2 separate regions of the Homo sapiens genome follow, and region 2 is linked to region 1. The links are chromatin loops, found by intact Hi-C in ENCODE. Cell type or tissue: endothelial cell of umbilical vein. All regions are shown on one strand.

Region 1 (8,000 bases):
CCCTCCTCCTTGCCCATCCAGCTCAGCCAAGTGTACTCTGGGCCCAGTTTTATCAAGACAATAACATTAAATGTGTTCCAGTTTGGTAGAATCAACTCTGATGCCATCGTCTCTCATCTAAGACTGAAGACATATCTAAAAATATTGCTAAGAAATAATTTTACTAGCAACTTATTTTAAAGGTAAAGGGCAAAAGTAGCATCATTTGGTACAGCAGTATTTCTGGTGGCTCCAGTTCTTTCTGCTACCATCTTTTCTCCCCCCACTGGGATGCCTGAGCCCATTCCCTTGCTCCTATTAAAGGAGGAGTATTGGATTCCTTCTCTGTTATCCTTCAAATACTGAGCAGCAAAAGTAACACCATTAAACCTACTTCATGTGTCCTTCCCAAGGTACCTTCAAATGACTTAATAAGTATATTGTAACTGGGTCCTCTCCACTGGGTTGGGTGCATCTTGAAAATACCAGATTTATCAGTACAACTCATAAATGCCTTCAGGGTTCCAACAAGTGAAATTAAATTAATTTGTATTATTCCTACTTTAGGGAACACAATCAAATCCCTAGTCCTGGAAAGATTTCCTTATCTCTCCATTTCTCAACCTATGCCTTAGACAATGCTCCGCTGTTGACTTGCTCTCGTGCTTCTCCTACCCTGGAAAGCCAGGCCTCTGTGTCTTTCTCACCATCATTTTGTTCCTTCAAGCACACATTGCAATTTTTTTCAAAACTGTGCTGCTTTGTAGAAGTGATGTGAAATATGAAGAGGTCATTTGAGATTGTATTTCTTGGTCTACTCTTGCCCCGTTCATGCTGTGAAAAGTGATCCTTGAGCTGTTGATGTGTAAGTTGATATCATGTTGGTGGGTGATCTGGGCTGCCAGTCTTTTTATAGTACTCTGGGTCAGATCTTTAGTTGCAGAATGGGCAAAGCTCAAACCAGAAACATTGTCAATACCAGTTTTTTAAGTCTTTAAATTTCCCTTGCTCTGCGATATGTCCAGGATAGGCAGCCTGCCAGCTCTGTGATGGGCCATAAACCCTCAAAATATATTCCCCCACCAAAGGCACATGAGCCCATTGCTGTTGGCAATCTGGACCGTCCTGGGTGACACAAGTGGCAACAGATGGAGGTGGGGATTATGTTGTTTGTGAGCGTGTGTGTGCATGGCTTGTGGCCCAAGGTGTCATCTTGTGGACTCTAGTGACTACATTCAAAGACATACTTCCCTCTTTTTAAGACTAAGGGGCATCAACATGAACAACCAGTCTCTAAAATTTAACCATGAAGTCCTGTCCCATGAAAGGGAAGAAATGTAAATAGCATTTTCTGTGATTCACTTGCCAGATCAGTTAGTTTATTAACTATGGCCCAGGAATCCATGGAATTACATATGGTATAATTGCTGGTAGGATTTGCATGTGCACAGTTACCACGTCATACACACCTTGGTCCTTTGGACCGACTTAGACTTGCCATACTTCTATCAGGGGCCTTCCGTTGGCTGGACAGAATGTTGCATTCTTCTAGTTCCAGCCTTTCCCAGTTAATTGAGTTCCACCTTCAGAAAGATGCCAACTAGTGCTTTTGAATTCAAAGATTTGTACAATGGGGCCCAAGTCTCTGTTGCTGGATTTAGATTATACTGTGAGGTTTGGCTGCCCTAGGGGATGGGGACTAAATCACTTGCTTGTGGATATTATGTATCTTTCCTGGGTAATTGTCTTTTTTTTTCCTGAATATGACTATTTCCCTGTAATCAACACATTTTGTTTATCAGGCCGTTCCTCATTAGAATGTCTTTCTGACATCACTCAAGACATGATTGACATCTCTGATTTACACTTATTTGCTTATTCATTAGTGGTCTAACCCCAAACAATGCCCAGTGGTGGACTGCTTGGTAATGGTCTTTCAAAGGCAGAGTGGTTGAGTAGCTGCCTTGGGCCACATCTGCACCAAAAGCCCCATGGCAGTGCTGGACACCTGTCTTTTGCAGGGTCAGTCCTCATTCAGCGTAGACTCCATCACCAACACTTCCCATAGCTCAGGAGCACTGTGCCTGTGAGGATGCAATAGACCAATCTGAGCCCTAACTTGTGAATTTCAGCTAGAACCTTCTGTTACTCTTCTCTACTTTCAACGACAGCCTTTTTGCATGTGCCTGTACTCTGACATATAGTCCAAAAGTACAGCCAGATGTAAGTAGACTCAATTGCCTCATCAAATTCCTGTCCTTCCTTTTTATCTCAGGGTGGACCCAGAGTTAACAAGGCATTTCAAGCTTTAAAGAACTGTTCCATGTAGCTCTAGACCAAGATATACCTAAGGCCTTCACCCGTCAAGCTGGTGGGGCCTGGAGTTTTGCCAGGTCGGTTGTCCAATCTCAGAGCGGTATGTGCTGCACTACCTTTTCCAAATCAAGAAGTTCTTCAGCGAAGTCTATTCATATCGTATCATCAATAGAATGAATCACAGCACACATGCAGTTTGTGGGTTTGTGGGGTTTCCTGTTTTTGTTGCTTTTTGCTGTCCCCCGGGGAGCCTATACTTGGCTTTGGTAAATCCAAATTAAAACTGGGCATCTGCTCTGCTAGATTCCAGGGCAGGGTTTCCCTACACTCAGCCCCGCTGAGAACTACGATTCCTTATGTAAGAATCTGTTGCCTTCCTACTTCCCAAGAAATAAGATCTGACAAGTTAATTCGTCTTTACTCCTAGTTAAGCCCTTCTGCTGCTCAAATCCTTCCTGTATTTTAATGCAATGTCTGCCTCTATCACTGCAATGGAACAACTGAAAAAACTTCAGTATGGCTGGGTGTGTTGGCTCATGCCTATAATTCCAGCACTTTGGGAGGCTGAGGCGGGCAGATCACCTGAGGTCAGCAGTTTGAGATCAGTCTGGCCAACATGATGAAACCCCATCTATATGAAAAATACAAAAATTAGCCGGGTGTGATGGTGCACGCCTGTAGTCCCAGCTACTCGGGAGGCTGAGACACGAGAATCTCTGGAACCTGAGAGGCAAAGGTTGCAGTGAGACGAGATTGTGCCATTGCCGTCCAGCCTGGGCAACAGAGCAAGACTCTGTCTAAAAATGCAAAAACAGAAAACTTCAGTGCATTTAGAAGCAGTTGCCTTGTGTTTTGAGGACGGTGGACAACAGTTATGGAAAGGAATGTTCCTGGGGGCCTGAACAGTATCAGTAGTGAGAGTGGATGTTTAGGGATTTGGGTCATGCCCTGCCAGCACTGAGGACTAGATTCCAAGTGACAGAGGCATTCTTATTTTCTTTAATACATTTGCTGTTTACTTTTGTGCTTGTGATATGTAGAATCCTCTAAAGCAGTTTGCAAAATATGGCTCTTGGACCAAATCCAGCCTGTGACCTCTTTTCCTTTAATGGCCCATGAACTAAGAATGCTTTTAAAGGTTGTTTTACAAAAAGATCGTGCATCAGAAACTACATGTGGCCTACAAATTCTAAAATATTTACTATCTGGCCTTTTACGGAAAAAGTTTGCCAATCGTTGCTCTGAAACAGAGGGCCCAGGTCTAAGGGAGCCATCTTCACCCACACTGCCCCCAAGTGTCCAACACAGTGTGTCACAAACCTGGGGTCTTAGCTGTGGTATTTTAGCTCCCTCTGCTGGGCCAATGTTTTTCACCAGTGCTGTAAACACGAGAAAGTTCTTGCTAATTGCAACTTCATCTTATTAATTGATGATTGATTGGTTTTATTCACCGAGTCAGCCTATTGGAAGGGAAGATAGATTCCTCATGTTTCACTAAGTTATACTGATCCACACACATCTCAAGGTTTGAAACCACTGACGGTCAGCCGACCAATTATACAGCACAATACTAGCCACAGATGAAAGTGACAGCAATATGGAACCAACAGGATTATCATTACTCATTGGGATGCAAGAAGTAGTGGAGAGGGAAAAGTGAAAGATGATTCTGTTTTGCGGGAATGGTGGTTGCAGAAAAAGTAGAAAACCGTGGGAAGAAACGGCAAATTCAGTTTTCAACACCTTAGACCAATTTAAACGTCATCCTCCAGTATCATGGTAGTTTGAGCTAACATAGAACCCACAAACATTACCAACACCTGAAAATGCTGGATGAACGGTTATTAAATCCAGAATCAAGTTCAAAACCAAGGAGGAAAACCTTACTTTCTAGAAACAAAGATGGGAATTATAGCCAGGATCATGTGGCTTATGATGGTTAGGTAAAGAATCAGACCCAGATATAGGACCGAAGGCTAGGAGCTTGGGTTGTAATGATCAACTGGGATCTGGAAGAGCACCCACTTCAGTGAGCGTGGGAAATAATAACGCTACCATTCCAGGGAATAAACAAGGAAACTTTTATTCTTCCTAGAGGTCTGTGGGAAGTGTTAGAATATGGAGTTGCATGAAAAATAAGGACTCCAACTCTACAACACGTGAACACATATGGGTGTGGTGGAAAGATTTGCAAGCTCAGAAATTAAAGCTAAAACTGGTCCTGCCAATAAAATACCTGTGGTTCTCACAGAAGAAAATGTACAATTATTCTTTAGGGATATTTCCACATTCTAAAGCACGTAAGACACAGGGAAGAAAAAGAATGCCCCTGAAGAAGAGTTCACAGACATAAATTTTGTCATTTCACACCAGGTAATAATGTATTATGAGAGAGAATCAGTAGAATCCAGAGCTAATAGAACAATTTAAAAGATAATAGTAAATCAATATGTTTAAAATAATTAAAGAGACTCAAGAAGCAATAGAAACCATAATCTAGAAGATAAAATGAAACAAGAACAAGGAAATTTGAACATAGAACCAAATAGAAGTTTAGTAATAAAAACAAATAAAGTCACTGCAATTAAAAAATGCATTTAATGAGTTAAACAGCATTTAGACACAGCTAAAGAGATATTCATGAATTGAAAGATTATCTAAGGAAATAATCCAGAATGCAGCACTGAGAGATAAAAAGATGGGAAATGTGAAATAGAGGATGAGAAATATGAAACAGAAGTTAAGAAATGTGAAGCTAGACTGAGAAGTCCAGCATGTTTCTAACAGGAATTCCTGAAAGTGATAATGAGAAAATGGAAAAGTGATAGTATTAGAAGTGATATAATGGCTAATACTATTTTGGAACAGATAAATATGAATATTCAGATTTTAAAAGCACATGTAGTCCCAAGTGTAATAAACAATTAAGTCTACAATTAGATATATCATAATGAAACTGCAATACAAATACAAAGAGAAAAATCTTAAAAGTAATAAGACAGAAAAAAATGCCTACAAAAGAATAGCAATTGGACAGTTAGCAGCCTTCTCACTAGCAACGGTAGAGGCTGGAAGACAATGGAATATTTTCAAAATGCTAAGAGAAAATATTATCATCCTAGAATTCTATCCCACTGTAGAACCCCACATCAGGCAACACTGATAGCAAAATAAAGACATTTTCAGGTAAACGAAGACTAAGAGTTTATCAGTCACAGACCCTTATTAAAATAATTATTAAAAGCTAAACTTCAGGAAAAAGGAAATGGAATCTCGAATGAAAGAGTGGTGGAAAAGAAGCTATAAGTGAGCAGAGGAACATATGGGTAGAAAACATAGGTGGGTTAGTCAGCTTGGGCTGCCACAACAAAATACTATAGCTGGGTGCAGTGCCTGTATATGTCTGTAGTCCCAGCTACTTCATAGGCTAAGGCCAGAAGATTGCTTGAGTCCAGGAGTTCGAGACCAGCCTGGGCAACATAGTGAGACCCTGTCTTTACAAAACAAAAACAAAAACCAACCATAGACTGGGTGGCTTGAACAACTGAAATTTATTTTTTCACAGTACTGGAGGCTGGAAGTCTGAGATCTGGATGCCAGCATGGTCAGCTTCTGAGGGGTGCTCCTTTCCTGGCTTGCAGATGGCCACCTTCTAGCTGTGTCCTCACAAAGACTTTCCTTGGTACATGCAGAGAGAGAGAGGAGAGAAGACAGAGAAAAATCTCTTCTCTTTATAAGGGTACTAAGCCCATCAAAGGGGCTTTTCCCTTATGTATTAGTCTGTTTTCATGCTGCTGATAAAGACATACCCAAGACTGGGTAATTTATCAAGAAAAAGAAGTTTAATGGACCAAACAGTTCCAGGTGGCTGGGGAAGCCTCACAATCATGGCGGAAGGTGAACGGCACGTCTTACATGGCAGCAGGCAAGAGAGAATGAGAGCTAAGTGAAAGGGGAAACCCCTTATAAAATCATCAGCTCTTGTGAGACTTATTTACTACCATGAGAACAGTATGGGGGAAACCACCCCCATGATTCGGTTCTCCCACTAGGTCCCTCCCACAACATGTGAGAATTATAGAAGCTATAATTCAAGATGAGATTTGGGTGGGGACACAGCCAAACCATATCACTTTATGACCTCATCTAAACCTAGTTTCTTCCCAAAGGCTCCATCTTCAAACACCATCATATGAATTTTGAGGGAACACAAACGTTTACTTCACAGTACTAGGTAAATCCAAATAAGCACTAATTGTAGGAAAATATAATAAAAACAATAATGAGCAATGGCAGTGGAAAAATAAACAAATATTTGACAACAATAGCAGAATGGTGGTAGAAGTTCAAGTTTTCTAAGGTCACTGTACTATTTGATGGGAGACTAGACATTTTATTTACCCATGGGCAGTGTTAAGTGAACAATTCACATTAAAAAGTTGTGAGCAACTTCTAAAAGAATAAAATAACAAGTCGAACATCCAAACAGTAAAATAAAATGGGGAAATAAAGCAAACTTAATCCAGCAGATAAGTTGGCAAATTGCAGCCCAGGAGCCAGATCTGGCCCATCACCTCCTTTAGAGCAGACAGCCCACGACCAAGCATGGTTTTACATTTTAAGTGGTTAAAAAAATCAAAAGAAGAACATTTCATGACACATCAGAATTATCTGAAATTCAAATGTCAGTGTCTATAAGTGAAGTTTTATTGGAACACAGCTACACTCATTTCTTCACATCTTGTCTGGAAAAGTTGTGACAGAGCCCGTATGGGCATAAAGCTGAAAATATTCACTTTTTTGGTCCTTTACAGAAAAAGTTTGCATAGCCGGGCGTGGTGACTCACGCCTGCAATCCCAGCACTTTGGGAGGCCCAGGCGGGCAGATCACGAGGTCAGGAGTTCAAGACCAGCCTGACCAACATAGTGAAACCCTGTCTCTACTAAAAATAAAAAAAAAAATTAGCCGGGCATGGTGGCGCGCACCTGTCATCCCAGTTATTCAGGGGGCTGAGGCAGGAGAATCGCTTGAACCCGGGAGGCGGAGGTTGCAGTGAGCTGAGATCGTGCCACTGCGCTTCATCCTGGGTGACAGAGTGAGATTCCGTCAAAACAAACAAACAAAACAAAACCAAACAAAACAAAGAAACCCAGAAAGTTTCCCGACCTCTGCAATAGAAACTAGGAAAACAGAAAAATGCTGCAGCAAGATGTTCAATACACGACCGAGTGTGCTAGTGTTGGGAGTCGCCAACATCATCATCATTGTGACTACAATCAATAATTAATTTTGAAGCCTATTTCCTGAAAAGCTTTGTTCAGCGAAAAAGTCCAACACGCAGTTGGAAATACAGACTGGAGGGAGGAGGGAAATCAGAGTTCTCCTTCTCTCAGTTCCTTTGGGGTCCAGCTTTGCCCCTGCACTGCCTAAGAACCGCCTAGGGGTCACCAGATTTCACCATGGGCTGCAGCATCCAGAACTGTCACGGTGGCCTGGGCCGCGCCTAGGGGCTGCAGCCTCCGGGACTGTTACGGTGGCCTGGGCCGCGCTGAGGCCCACAGTCCTGAGCACTTCTCCCCTTCGGCTGCAGGGTGCTATCATGGTCACTTCCTGTGTCCGGATGCTGGTGGGCTTCTCAGGCCTGACTGGCTTTCTCATGGGTTTCATCTGCTCCTTGGCCGTTGCTCCAACTAACTGCCTAGTG
Region 2 (8,000 bases), 340 kb before region 1:
AGAAAAATCATCAGTGCTGAAATCATGTCCAAGGGCCTCAGAGAAAAGTGCAACACTTTGATGGCAAATTTCTCATCCTTAGTTATCACTGAAGAGAAATCTGGGCTAGTGACAGGTTACATTATACCGCTTTCTTCCTAGGATTTTCATGAGGACTCAGTGTTCAACATATCTAAAGCGCCCACAGACAGTAGCTTGCATGATTCAAGTATTCGTTTACAGTGTGGGTCCTGTTATTATCATGTGGGCCCATGGAGGGCAAGGAATTTTGTCTGTTTTGCTAACAGCTGTGTCTCTAGTACCTAGTGCCATGCCTGCCGTTTTGCAGGTATTTAATAAATACCTGTTAAATAAATGAAGGAGGAAAAAGGAGTAAATGAAGAATCTAAAATTTCAGTGCTTCTATTATCGTAACATTTGTGATCCTTTTAACTAGGAGGAAAAAGAAATTAAAACAGATTTGCAGGCAAAGAAACAATGAATTATATACTATATTGAAAATGCTGTGTTTAGAATAGAACTAGCATATCTACATGGAAATTTTCAATAGGCAACTACTATAGTCTAAATTGTATTGTGAGAGGACAATTTTGCTCTGTCCTCACGGAGCACTGGCTGTCATATTGCCATCATGAGCAACCTGAGTGAGTGAGGGAAGCAGCAGTCCCATTATCCAGCTATCCCTTTGAGGATCATTTCACTCATCTTTTGCACACTAGGAAGATTCCAAAGTTTAAAACTCCTTAAAAAAGGATTCCAGCTTATGATAGAAATATTCAGAATGTATGCCACATTAATTTTCTTTAATACATCTATAGCCAAGAGAAAACGACTTCTTGATCTAACATCAAATGTCTAGAAAGCCTTACCATTTTAGATTCATAAGTATAAAGTGCTTTTAAAAGGGGAGGCTGTGGGGTGAGTAAGCTCTGCAAAGTACGGTCATCTTCTACCAAGCTGTCTACGAGGACCTTCAAGTAGCCACTGTTAGAAAGATACAAAAGCCACTGCTGCTGTTTATCCACGGAGACAATTCTATCAAGTAGAGCCAGGGCCAGCATCTGAAGGAAGAATAAATTAAAGTCCAAAACATGTAGATGCTACCAAAATCAACAACAGTAACTGAATTTATCTGACATCAGATATGAAATATGAAGAATGTTTTTCATAAAGAGAATGTTACTTGCAACAAAATTTCCTTTTTATTTTTTTTTGAGAAGTTAAAAACTATGGCTCCAGAACCTCAATTTATCAATAAAGGAAAGCTCTCAGGTAAAGATGTATTTCCAAAACAAAACCTAACACGTTAAACTAGTGGCATTAGATGTATTTTAGTAGACTCTAACATTGCTTGTTAGAGAAAAGAAATTTTTTTAACAGCTGTTTTTTCTCACTGTGAAGTTTTATAATGCTCATTACAGAAAACACAGAAAAATAATAACTAGGTTGGGCACAGTGGCTCACCCCTGTATCCCAACACTTAGGGAGGCAGAGGCAGGTGGAGCACTTGTCAGGAATCCGAGACAAGCCTGGCCATTAAAAAAATTAGGCCGGGAGCGGTGGCTCACGCCTGTAATCCCAGCATTTTGGGAGGCCAAGGCGGGTGGATCACGAGGTCAGGAGTTCAAGACCAACCTGGCCAGGATGGTGAAACTCCATCTCTACTACAAATACAAAAAAAATTAGCTGGGCGTGGTGGTGGGCACCTGTAATCTGAGCTACTCGGAAGGCTGAGGCAAAGAATCACTTGAACCTGGGAGGCAGAGGTTGCAGTGAGCCGAGATCGTGCCACTGCACTCCAGCCTGGGTGACAAAGCGAGACTCTGTCTCAAAAAAAATAAAAATAAAAATAAAAATTACCCCAGCATGGTGGTGCATGCCTGTAATCCCAGCTACTCGGGAGGCTGAGGCAGGAGAATTGCTTGAACCTGGGAGGCAGAGGTTGCAGTGAGCCGAGATCATGCCACTGCACTCTAGTCTGGGCAACAGAGCAAGACTCTGTCTCAATAAAAAGAAAAAAGAAAAAAAAAGTAATAACTACACAATCTGATAAATACAGTTCATCCATTTTGGTCTGTCTCCTACCAGTATTTTTTCTATGCATACAAATATTTTAAAATTTTTAAAACATAACTTAAAAGGTGGCCGGGTGTGGTGGCTCATGCCTGTAACCCCAGCACTTTGGGAGGCCGAGGCGGGAGGATCACGAGGTCAGGAGATCGAGACCATCCTGGCTAACATGGTGAAACCCCGTCTCTACTAAAACTACAAAAAATTAGCCAGGCGTAGTGGCGGGCGCCTGTAGTTCCAGCTACTTGGGAGGCTGAGGCAGGAGAATGGCGTGAACTCGGGAGGCGGAGCTTGCAGTGAGCCGAGATTGCGCCACTACACTCTAGCCGGGGCGACAGAGCGAGACTCCATCTCAAAAACAAACAAACAAACAAACAAAGAAACGTAACTAAAAGGTTATGCCAGTTTATTTTTTAAAATCCTATTTCCTATGGTCTTCAAAAACATGATTTAATTGCTACATAATTTTGCTACATAATTTTCCATTAAGAAGAAGTTATCTTCTCACTGCATCATTACCAGTGTGCCACCATACTGTACAAGAAATATAAATACAAATTCTCCACAAAGCAATTAGGCAGACAAAGATCTATTCAGTACAAGGCAATTTATTCAGCATTCTCTTAACCAAAGATCTTTATTAAGCAGCGTTTCTGTTGTTTCTACCAGTCAACCTCAAAATTAGCAAGAAGATAATTCTGAAAGGCAATTCTGAATTAAGATTCTAACAAAATTAAACACAACATATGAATAAATAAAACAGAAGTCTCAAATTATAGCAAATAAGAAAATACAGTATATTATAAAAAATGATTCTTAATATGTACCATACATTATTAAAAGTTGAATCAATTTATTTTATTTTATTTTTTGCAGCAGGGTCTCACTCTGCAGCCCAGGCTGGAGTGAAGTGCCTCGATCACAGCTCACCGCAAGCAACCTCTGCCTCCTGGGCTCATGCAATTTTCCCACCTCAGCCTCCCAAGTAACTGGGACTACAGGTGCATGCCACCATGGCTGGCTAATTTTTTGTATTTTTTGTAGAGACGGGGTTTCACCATGTTGCCCAGGCTAGTCTCAAACTCCTATACTCAAGAAATCCACCCACCTTGGCCTTCGAAAGCACTGAGATTACAGGCATGAGGCACCACACCCAGCCGTGAATCAGTTTATACCTTAATAAGTCAAAATACTTATTCAATTATAATACTAAATAAGAGTTGCTTTACCCTTCCAATCTCATGACCATCACAAGCATCTCGACAGACCACTTCCATGAGGGCGGCGCCATAACTTTCAATAATGGCTATGTTTTCTCGCTGTAATTTGCTAAATACATCTTCAGGGGCTGTCAGCCTTTCCCACATGGTTTTCTTGGCTAAAAGGATTAAAACAGAAAAAAACACTCCAGTAAAAAGCAGTGTAATAACTGAGTAATTATACCTCACATGCTAGGTATGAGCTAAGGAAGAAAAAAAAAAAACGCAACAAAAAAATCCTTCCATCACTGCTTGTACACAAAGGCCCACTGACCGGTGGGTCCAAGCAGGTTAACTCTAATAACACAATGCACCTATTTCATGCATGTTTCATAACACTAAGATAATAATTGTACCTGGAAAAGGATAAATCATTCTGAAAGAGATCAAAATGAATTACAAGACTCCATGAGAACCAACGTCCTGTATTTATCCTGCTCATCAGTCTTTTTTTTTTTCCTTCTTTTTTTTTTTGAGACAGAGCCTGGCTCTGTCTCCAGGCTGGAGTGCAGTGGCATGATCTTGGCTCACTGCAGCCTCCACCTCCCAGGTTCAAGCGATTCTCCTGCCTCAGCCTCCCCAGTAGCTGGGACTACAGGTGCATGCCACCATGCCCAGCTAATTTTTGTATTTTTAGTACAGATGGGGTTTCATCATGTTGGCCAGGATGGTCTTGATCTCCTGACCTCGTGATCTGCCTGCCTTGGCCTCCCAAAGTGCTGGGATTACAGGTGTGAGCCACCGTGCCCAGCCGCTAATCAATCTTTTATCTTTTATTGAGATCTTTTAAAATTGCCAGGCGTGGTGGCTCACACCTGTAATCCTAGCACTTTGGGAGGCCGAGGCGGTGGATCACTTGAGGACAGGAGTTCAAAACCAGCCTGGCCAACATGGTGAAACCCCGTCTCTACTAAAAATACAAAAAATTAGTGGGGCGTGGTGGTGCACACCTATAATCCCAGTTACTGGGGAGGCTGAGGCAGGAGAATCACTTGAACCCAGGAGGTGGAGGTTGCAGTGAGCTGAGATCGCACCGCTGTACTCCAGCTTGGGCTACAGAGTGAAGCTCTGTCTCAAAAAACAAAAGAAAAGAAAAGAAAATTTAGCTAGAAAGGATCAGGTACAATGTAGACAAAAATTTGCCTCCAAAAAAATCAGATATTTTTATTCTTTTTTTTAGTTGAAATACTTATTAAAAATAAAAGCACACCTATTATAAAAATAAAAGCACAACCATTATACAATGATTAGGAACAGTATGATCATACATTTTATGTAAGACCCACAAACATACTCTTATGTGAGACTCTTTAAAAATTTCACAAGTACATTAAATAAAGCAATAACTTGTATTGGAAACTAATCTCATTTTTTCCAACTGCTACATAGCAGCAGTTTTTAAATTGGCATCTTGATGACTTCTTATAAAAAGCCTATTGTAGAGCCCCACCTAGTGGTTAAGTGGTGACTTGGCCAATTCAACTAAATGGAATGTTAAGAAAAACACACACACAAAAGAAAAATGTGGGAGGTGCTGAGTGGAGAAATCCCATTACTATCTCTTTTCTTAAAAGAAGCTCATGTTTGCTTAAAAAACTTCTCTAAACTATTCTGTTATTTTTCCTCATCTTACAAATATTCTCATGCATTATTTATGTGGGTGCTACATGCCTATAAATCTACCATTTGGCTATTACTACCTTATAGGGTACTATGTATGGCATAAAATACAACCACCATAAGGATAATGAGATCAAGTCAACCTTACGTACACAGTGGTTTTTAACAGTGTATACAAAATAACACTCACAAAGGTGAAGAGCCCAAAGAAAATCCATTATCAGAAGGTGCTCTGACAACTTCTTAACAAATGGCAGAATAACTCTGAATAACTTGATTGAACATCAAATGTCTATAAAGTATATAAAGCATTATATACTGATGTGTTGAACACTTAATAACATTTTCATGTCTTAAGATTAGTTTCAATTAAAAATGCTAACTTTTTAGAAAGCAGCATTTAGCAATATTTTAAATGTGCCTAACTTTTGACCAAGAAATTCCACTTCTTGGAATTTATCCAAACAAAACCTCACTAGTACAAAAAGATACATGTATACTATTGATGAGTTTATACTGGAGAAGGTCATTCATTTGAATCTTTTTAAAATAAAAGTACATACTTTTACACATGGAAATTCCACCATTAAGCAGTATCCTTTTTGAGAAATATAGGCATATAAAAAAAGTTGATGTAGCATTTTTGTAATAAAAATTTAGAAACAATTGAAATGCCTGTGAATAAGGAAAATGGCAGATAAGTGTTTCATCCATATCATGGAATAACAAAGACTTTTGTGTTTCTTTTTGAGACAGAGTTTCACTCTTGTTGCCCAGGCTGGAGGGCAGTGGCGCAATCTGGGAAACCTCTGCCTCCTGGGTTCAAGCGATTCTCCTGCTTCAGCCTCCTGAGTAGCTGGGATTACAGATGCCTGCCACCATGGCTGCTAATTTTCTGATTTTTAGTAGAGATGGGGTTTCACCATATTGGCCAAGCTGGTCTCGAACTCCTGACCTCAGGTGATCCACAGGCCTCGGCCTCCCAAAGTGCTAGGATTACAGGCGTGAGCCACCATGCCAGGCCGAGATATTTTAAAAGAATCAACTAGATAAGTACTCTGATGTAGCACAAAGGAAAGAAAGACATTGGACCATTCTATGTAGAGCACACTGTTCAGTCGGACTTGAGGCAAGTGAGGGAGTTACAGAAGTATATAAAGCTAAAGTATTATTTGAAGGTTATCTTAAAAGTAGTACTCATGTACTACTTCATAATTCTTAAAAACTAAACATTCTTCCTCAACTTTTGAGTAAATGCTTTAAAAATGACACTAACACTCATTTTTTACAGTTGTGATTAGTCAAAAGATGGAGAAGTGATTTTTTTTTTCAATTTAAAGTAACCATCTCCCAATCCAGAAAAGATTAGGAATTGATCTCATTCTACCTGCTTCTAAGGTGTCTGGTTCATCAGGTCTCTGGGCAATCTGTAAGTAATAAAGCAGAGAGCCATACAAGTGAGTCCTCACTCGTTGGAATCCACCACCTAGGGAGATTAGGAAGATGTCAAATGAAAATCTTTTCTCAATTAAAGTTAAAACAAATACAAAAGATAGAATTTATAGACAATTTAAATGAAAAAAACCTGTCTTCAAAATGAAGTCTAACAGTTTCTTCAATATGATGTAAAGTGAAGAATCTCCAATAGAAGCAAAACCCACTAATGGGTTCTCTTCAGGAGGAGGTGAGGTGAAGCAACTATCAAGCATAAAAGCGTAATGGGCCTCTGCTGGTCCCAAGACTGATGTTTCCTTCTGTTCAGTGAGGACGGCCTGGCTTAGGTGAGCAGTCAGTGTGAACACTGCCCCGGCGACCACAGGCATTAACTCTTGCGCAGCTTCATCATCCAGTATCTTAAAGGACAAGGGCAAATTAGAGTGAGAATCCTGCTTTCAGCTATAATCATTAACAAATTTCATAGCTTTTTTTTTTTGAAGACAGGGTCTCGCTCTGTCACCGAGGCTGGAGTGCAGTAGCATAATCTCAGCTCACTTCAGCCTTGACCTCCTGGGCTCAGGAGGTCTTCCCACCTCAGCCTCCCGCAACTGTGACTACAGGTGCACACCATCATGCTCGTAGAGATGGAATCTCACTATGTTGCCCAGGTTGGTCTCAAACTCCTGGGCTCCAGTGATCCTCCCACCTTGGCCTCTCAAAGTTCTGGGATTGCAGGCATGAATCACTGCACACAGCCCATTAACAAGTTTTATATACATTTAGCTTGTCAACTATGGTAACAATATAAGAATGGAATACAGAAATTAGTCAAGAAAGAAAGAAAGAAAGAAAGGAATCTAATATATACAGAGAAATTTAAACATGATGCTAGGTAATGGGTGTTCTTAACCAGAAGGGATTCCTATCAGAATTCCCTAGGGAGGTTTTCTTTTTGAAATTCACATAAATGGTCTCACCACTACATTCAGTAGGTCTGGGGTGGGCTCTGTCCATGTGAATTTTTACAAAGCTCCCGAGATAACTCAGACACACACTCTGGTTGAGAGCCACTACTGTACAGAATTAATCCCTTTCTCAAGGAAAGTCTTAACGTTGGTATTGCACAATTCTATTTTACTCCCAATCGAAAATGGAAAACAATTAGGATGCCAAAATATATTTGTTTAAATGATACATTCGTTCAGCAGTATAAAGTATTTTAGGAAGTACGTCACCTTATCATGCACATCTTGTAAAATATCACGAATAATCAGTTGTCGATCCTCTGCCTGAATGAGGTCCTGGGGACAAGCTGTCAGTATAATTTCTACTAGTTGCCTCCACGACTCCAGAGCATGACGTTTTGCATGAAGACACTGCAGCAATTTATTTCTTCCTACCACATACTGAAGTACAGTGCTGATTTCCTAAAGCCACAGGAATTGAATCACAAGGTTAAACAGGCAAATAAGATCAGTTATCTGTCAGTTACTCAGAAAATATTTATTTGGAAACCTACTACATGCATGCCAGGAAGCAGGTATCTTTTCATATTATTTCAGTAGCCAGGGCTATAAAAAATATTAACATATAAGGTGTGTATGTGTGTGTATG

The links. A loop is a pair of places that touch in the nucleus more often than their neighbours do. Peaks named below come from ENCODE experiments on the same cell type or tissue, not always from the same donor. Only the 100,000 strongest peaks of a DNase experiment are listed, where the experiment ranks them.
Region 2: a loop joins it to region 1, with 11 times the contacts of the local background. A loop is called at or near these places in 4 of 110 quality-filtered maps.

What each region holds. Positions count from the first base shown.
Region 1 is chr7:135,277,284-135,285,283 of GRCh38, reverse strand. All of the region lies in intron 3 of LOC107984123 (a long non-coding RNA gene), which reads left to right. It also overlaps the pseudogene SLC23A4P. Among named protein-coding and RNA genes, the nearest start is that of STRA8, 47 kb to the right of the region's middle. In endothelial cell of umbilical vein, a CTCF peak has its summit at 3,609 (motif pointing left); a DNase peak (open chromatin) is centred at 3,593; H3K27ac peaks cover 440 bases.
Region 2 is chr7:135,618,225-135,626,224 of GRCh38, reverse strand. NUP205 (nucleoporin 205) reads right to left here. Exons shown (of 43, transcript NM_015135.3): 28 at 7,622-7,813; 29 at 6,535-6,802; 30 at 6,337-6,435; 31 at 3,300-3,448; 32 at 870-1,061. Among named protein-coding and RNA genes, the nearest start is that of STMP1, 40 kb to the left of the region's middle. In endothelial cell of umbilical vein, a CTCF peak has its summit at 4,799 (motif pointing left); a DNase peak (open chromatin) is centred at 4,784.